Linked DNA regions of Mus musculus: region 1 is linked to region 2. Evidence: chromatin contacts called from ENCODE Hi-C or POLR2A ChIA-PET data. All regions are on one chromosome and are shown on one strand. The core of a region is the stretch at or near the end of the contact, and the rest is flanking DNA. Distances in the headings are between cores, read along the strand shown. Region 1 holds the start of Wls (wntless WNT ligand secretion mediator). Region 2 holds the start of Depdc1a (DEP domain containing 1a).

Region 1 (3,248 bases), core at 70-2,569, 340 kb after region 2:
AAGAAGCAAGAAATCAGGTATGCTGGTGGCTTTGGAAACCTGTACTGGGAGGCCAGGAGGTACCTTTATAAAGCTAATGTGTGATTTGAGTTGCATTGGCTAAATAGACAGTTTATGAAACATGGAAAAACCAGGCCCTGGAGTTTGGGTCAGCCTTATCAAGAAATCTCTTAAGATCACCACTTTTCCTTGGATGTAGTGTATCAATATAAGTAAATCTCTCAAAGAGCTAACATTCTCTTTCCTCCTCTGCCTTCCATGGGGTTTGAATCTAGGACCTCAGATCAAGTTAAACAAGAGGCCCAGATCACTTTTTAGTTTTTGTTTTGAGATAGGGTCTCTAAAATTATCCAGGTTGGTCGTAAATTACTAATCCTCCTGACTCAGCCTCCTAGTAGCTGTGACCACCCACCTGAAACTCTAACTGGTACTATTTAACATGTATACTACCTACCCAACTAAAGTCCTTTAGGCTTTTTAAATGCAAGCTGTGGGCTTGCTTAAACATTCACTCATTTATTCATTCCACCAAAGTTCATGCAGGGTCTCCTAGTGTGAGAATTTTGTTAGGCACTGAGGGGTGGGGGCAGATACAAAGAGAATTGAACTTGGTCCCAGTCTCCCAGAAATTTACAGCTTAGTAATGGAAACAAATGTGCATTCATAAGACCTTATAGAAGGTGAAAATGTGAGAGCATGATTGGAGGGGATCGACCCTTGGAACATAAAGGTGGTGTAAAAAACCAAAACAAGAATTTTAAAACAAGTCGAGTTTTCAATGAACTTTAAAGCGTTTAGGTAATAGTCAACACCAAGACTGGCAGTCCAGGGTAGAGTAAGGAACAGACGTTTGATTTGTCTGGATAATAAGGCTCTTGAAGGGCCGTGTAATGAGGAATTTAGCGGGTTATAATTCCAGGATAGGGCAAGGCAGAAGGTACCAGAACAGAGACCTTATTTCTTCTCTTTATACTTTGACTTAACTTCATTAGACTCCTTTTTAAAATTCACCTCTTTCCTAGCGTTCAAATGGCTGGTGGTGGGGTGGGTTCAACATGTAAGTTAAGGGTTTGCAAAGAGGCCCATGAGTAACTTAAATCCCATACTTTGGGAACCCGAAAAGGAAACATGGTAGAGACTGCGTATGCCAAGCCCATTTAACAACACCAGCCACCCGACCCCCCTCAAGATGTTAGCTGTTGCCGGGGCAAGCTGCAGGCCAGACCTGAGGGCGGGTAGCCAGAGCTGGCGGGAGCTGAGATCCCTGAACTGGCGGGCCAGGGTTGAGGAAGAGAGGGAGGGAGGGAGGGAGGAAGCGCGAGAGGGAGGGAGGAAGAAAGAGAGGGAGGCGTGTCATGTGATCCGCTTCCCTGCTTCTTTAAGCGTCCACTGGCTGCCGGGCGGCCGCAGTCTCAGCTCTGGGCATCTGGGGAGCCCAAGCGGCTTCGCCCAGGCATCCGCGCGGGCGCCTGCGGTCTGTCCCACCTCCTCTGCTAACGCACCCTTGAAGTTTTGCAGCACCAGGAAAAGAGGGCAAGGAAGAAGGAGAGGGGAAGCGAAAGCATACCCTAAAACATTTACTTAAAGGAGAAAAGAAAGGGGGTCGCAGAAATGGCTGGGGCAATTATAGAAAACATGAGTACCAAGAAGCTCTGCATTGTTGGAGGGATTCTTCTGGTTTTCCAAATCGTTGCCTTTCTGGTGGGAGGCTTGATCGGTAAGTGTGAGAGCTGCAAACTTTCCCCTTTCCCTTTCTTCGGCCCTTCCCTCTTTTGCCTCTTGGGCTACTTGTTACAGTATCGCTGCCTTGCCTCTATGATCTAATTAGTCCGGCTATTGTGCTTAAGAAAGCAGAGCTCCATGGGGCTCCATGGGGCACAATCCAGTCTAGTGGCAAAGAGAAAAGGAGGGGAAAAGTTTTGGCCTAGTTTCAGTATCCACTTGAAAGGCAGGAGGGGGTGGGGGTGGATCTTAAGCATGGCGACGGATCGCGAGGAAGTGCTGGGTCGCAAAGTTGATTGCTCCCCGTGCTCTTTCCCTCGCCCGCCCCCCTTTCCCTCTCGGTTCCCTTCCAATCAGCACCGGGAGGGCAACGTAATCGACTTTATTAGGAATAACAGGGGAGTCGGGAGCTAAGCCCTGTGCCAGCCGCGAGCTGTTACTGGCTGTGGCTTGTGTAAATGCATTAGGTTGTCTCGGCGAGGGACTAGAGCTGGTTTTAGGGTCTCAACCTTTAAGCCCTTGGCTTCCATGCCGCCACCCCACCCATCTCTGGCGGTGGACTTGTTTGAACTGAGGACTCATAGAGTGGTTTGGGAGAGTCCTGGCCCTCTCAGCACGAACTTGGAGAGGGCGTAGGAGAAAGCCTGTCTGAAAGGTGTTGCTTTTGCCTCTTGTCCCCTCTGCCATCTCCCCTCCCCCTCTGCTTTGAGCCCCAAGATCCAGTGAGTCTGAAGCCTGAGGTCCTCCCCTGGCGCCAGGAGGATGTTTCCTGCTCCCTCCTGGGCTGCCCTCAGGTGACAGCTCCCAGGCGCCAGGGAGACTTTCTCAGTGCGCACCAAAAAAAAAAAAAAAAAAAAAGGCTTCGAACGTAACTGACCTTCTGCCTTAGGATCCACTCGGAAAACTCAACTTACTCCTACTGTCTTTTCCACCTCATGTCCCTTTCTCCTCAAGGTTCCGGACATCCTTGGACAAACTTCAGTGCCAACTTCGGAGCGGGCGCTGCTGGGCAGCTTAGCTTCCTTGGGGCTGGCTGTTGCTCTTGGCTGGGTGGAAGAGCTCAAGCAGGGGTCTGTGCTTCTTGAGGGAGTCCCTGGGCAGCGCAGGAGCTCCCTTGAGGGGGTGAGAGTAGTGGGTACGGTGTTTTTCCTATAGACTAGGGTGTGTTGGGTTAGCATTCCAGAGTGTCTGGTAATGGCAATCTTTGTAACACCAGGCTAAGTGTTTTAAACAAAGGAGAGGAGAAGCTTCAAGAAGGGAGTTCTGAGGAGGTCGAGTACACATTTCTAAGCCTCTGTCCTCCATATGGGCAAAGCACACAGAAACACACACACACACACACACACACACACACACACACACACACACACACACACAGCTTTTGTTTCGTTACGCCATGTACAATCTCTTTTTCTCTGAATTGGATTTTCCAGGCTCTTAATACTTCTCTGCTGGGAGCTGTAGGCAGAAGCAGTCTCAGTGATTACACCGCGGTTACAATTACACCTCTTGTTTCCCTTGATGAG
Region 2 (2,967 bases), core at 47-2,546:
TAAATCATGAATGTGTGCTCAGTGTAAATTTAGGCAAATTAAGAGAAAAACTTCTAAAAGAGACAACTTTTTTTGCATAGAGTAAACCTTTACAGACCCATTCATCCAGATTGATGTTCTTCCAATTTTTCAATAAATCTTCTCTTCATGAAGCTAGTAAAGCAGCGAATAAATCAGACCATATACAAATACACATATTAGTAAATACACATACATATTAAAGATCGTGCAAAAGAATAAGAGAAGTAGACGGAGAAAGAAAATGTTGGTACTGCAAGTAAAATGTGGACAAGAAAACAGATGATGTGAAATTTATAAATAAATGTCAACTACTTTAAGAGAATGTTCCTTTTTCTATGAATTTCTACTATAAAGGTTAATTTCCAGACTTTTTGGTGACCTTTTCTCAACAACGACAACAAAAATTCATAATGTTTTCACTATTCTGTGCAAATGATTTCTATGTCATTGTTATTATATAAATCACTACCTTTTCTAGAAGGTGATAGAAGAGCAAGTCAAAGGAATTTTTACAGAGGTGTGAACACACAAATGTATGTATCTTGGTCCTATAAAACAGTACAACTAAAGACAACTGATTTTTAAACAGTAATAATTCATCTTAATTGAAAAAATCATATTAAATCATGGCAAATATAGACATTTGGTGTACACATGTCACATAAGCCAGCACTACCCTCTAACAGGTAGGGACTGAAAGATGATAGGGAAACCTGCAAGTAAAGTCTGTTTTGATATGTCAAATAGGTATCTAAGCTGCTTGTCCAGGGTTTGAAACTTGTGTGTGTGTGTGTGTGTGTGTGTGTGTGTGAGAGAGAGAGAGAGAGAGAGAGAGAGAGACAAAGAGACAGAGAGACAAAGAGACAGAGAGACAGAGACAGAGAGAGAGACAGAGAGAGAGACAGAGAGAGAGAGAGAGACAGAGAGAGACAGAGAGAGACAGAGACAAACAGAGACAGAGAGACAGACAGAGACAGAGCTTGAAAGAAAATAAACAAACACACACCGAGGTCTTTTAGGGGTAGTGTCCGGGTGAAACCCAGCCTGGCTTATATTAACATTGCTGAAGAGCCCCTAGAATCAAGAAGGGAGAGTCGTTTCTGCTGTCGTGCCATTCTTTAGCTATACAATCGCTTTGGTTCTGTGCTCCACAGCTCTCCTGCACCACCCAGACAAGCTGTGCTCGCGTCACAGCGCCTTCCCCTCCGTGTAGCATCATGTGACTCAATGGCGCCGCCAATCAGCTTCGCTCGGAGATATTCAAATCAGCAGCGCGGCAGTTGTTTCCGACACCAACTCCAGGCCACAGAGGTTCCTGCTACCGCGCACTTTCCGCAGCCTCTCAGCCCGGCAATGATAGCATGGAGCGTCAGGGTGCTCCTCTTGGACCTTACCGGGCCACCAAGCTGGTAAGAACGTGGAGGAGAGGGACCAGAGACCGAGGTTTTCCGAGGGATCCTGGGTGTAAAAAAGTTTCCTGAGGGGATTCAGAGCTACTAGATTCGTGAGCCAGGGATCTGGTATCCCGAGTGAGCCAAGGCGCCTAGATTTCGGAGAAAGGTGCTGAGGGAAAGGTGCTGAGATGCAGCTGCTCCTGTCCGGGTCTTTGATTTGCACTCCTCTCTGGTATTTCTCAGTTTCAGATCCAAAGTGCTCTACCCCAAAATTGTATCACTTTCTGACTCTGCGAGACAACTCCTCAGATGTCTTCTTTCCCCCTGATTCGCATAATAGTCTTAGCCACTTTTCACTTGTAATCTACAGCCTCTCAGAATTAGAAATTAAAGTTTCAAGTCTGGAAGCCCAGGCATGACAGCTTGGCTTATTGACCCTATAGAATTTGTGAGTAGCACTAGGAAAGAACTATTCAACCTAAACCCCGAGTACTTTAGTAATCACTTTTAATAGTCACTGGGGCTGCGCATTTGGATTACATTGAGATTCACCTAACCTCAGTTTCCACATTGGTACAATGGCACAATACATGCCCACTTTAAGAGATTTTCTAAAAATATTCTGTGTATGAGAATGTGTGATAGTCTATAGAATAACAAGCAAATTGTCTTCTCACAAATGCTGGCCCTACTTTACCTTGTGGGAACTAAGTTTCAAAGAAGGAACTCTCTGAAAGCCACATAAATGATGGATGGAAGAACTAGAAAATGTACCACTTTCTGTCAGGGTGATCTTGATATTCTAGTGCTCAACAAGTAGTGGTGGTTATGTTTATCAGTAGAAAGGATGGAATTTAGTTTTGAAATGTACCTTAATGAGGTAGTCCTGTCACATCTTATATGAATTTACCATCTTATATGAAAGTAACATAAGCAACCCCCCACACACAAAAATGTCAAGTACTAACAAAAATTTACATAAAATAAGGGTTTTGTTGATTACCACAAGATAGATATTAATACAAGGATACTGAGGTACAGGGAAGGAAAGAACAAAGATTTATAAACAAAAAGTAAGACTAAAGTTTAAGCAAATACAAAATGTTTCAGCCTGGGAACTTACAAATCCATCACATTTCAAAAATATTGTGACATCTGTGAGTGCAGAGTCACATGTTACTTTATTACTGTGGTGAAGCAGTTCAGTACAGTTTCTTGAAAGTAATGAGAGAGGTTTGGGGAAAAATAATTATATTTACTGTTTTTCAGCTGTAAAACCAATATTGTGATCTTACACGTGATACAGTAGTAATATAATTAATAGTCTCATATATAAGGTTAATAATCTGTTTCTAACATGATTTTTTTCTATTAAAAAGTTGTGTTAATTGTATTATGTTCTAGTGTTGATGTCACAAATCTAGAAAGTTGATGTATTTGAAGGTAACTCAGAAAATAAATGGTTTTCTTTACATAAATATTCATAAGTTCATTAAATGTGCAATGGATTTGTTTTACTAATCATTTTATCTCTACTATCTATGTTCCTTAT

What was found. Hi-C counts contacts between places; a loop is a spot of excess contacts on that map. ChIA-PET counts read pairs that join two places held with the same protein, here RNA polymerase II (POLR2A).
Region 1: a map of T-helper 1 cell shows a loop between it and region 2 (4-fold over the local background). The contact joins the promoter of Wls here to the promoter of Depdc1a in region 2. A Hi-C loop is called at or near these places in 1 of 37 maps with a recorded cell type or tissue (T-helper 1 cell). POLR2A ChIA-PET finds 5 or more read pairs at or near these places in 2 of 5 experiments (Patski and embryonic stem cell).

Annotation. Positions count from the first base shown.
Region 1 is chr3:159,838,331-159,841,578 of GRCm38, forward strand. Wls (wntless WNT ligand secretion mediator) reads left to right here and starts at 1,320. Exons shown (of 12, transcript NM_026582.5): 1 at 1,320-1,717. The coding sequence starts at 1,612.
Region 2 is chr3:159,494,137-159,497,103 of GRCm38, forward strand. It overlaps Depdc1a (DEP domain containing 1a), which reads left to right and starts at 1,297. Exons shown (of 12, transcript NM_001172092.1): 1 at 1,297-1,430. The coding sequence starts at 1,383.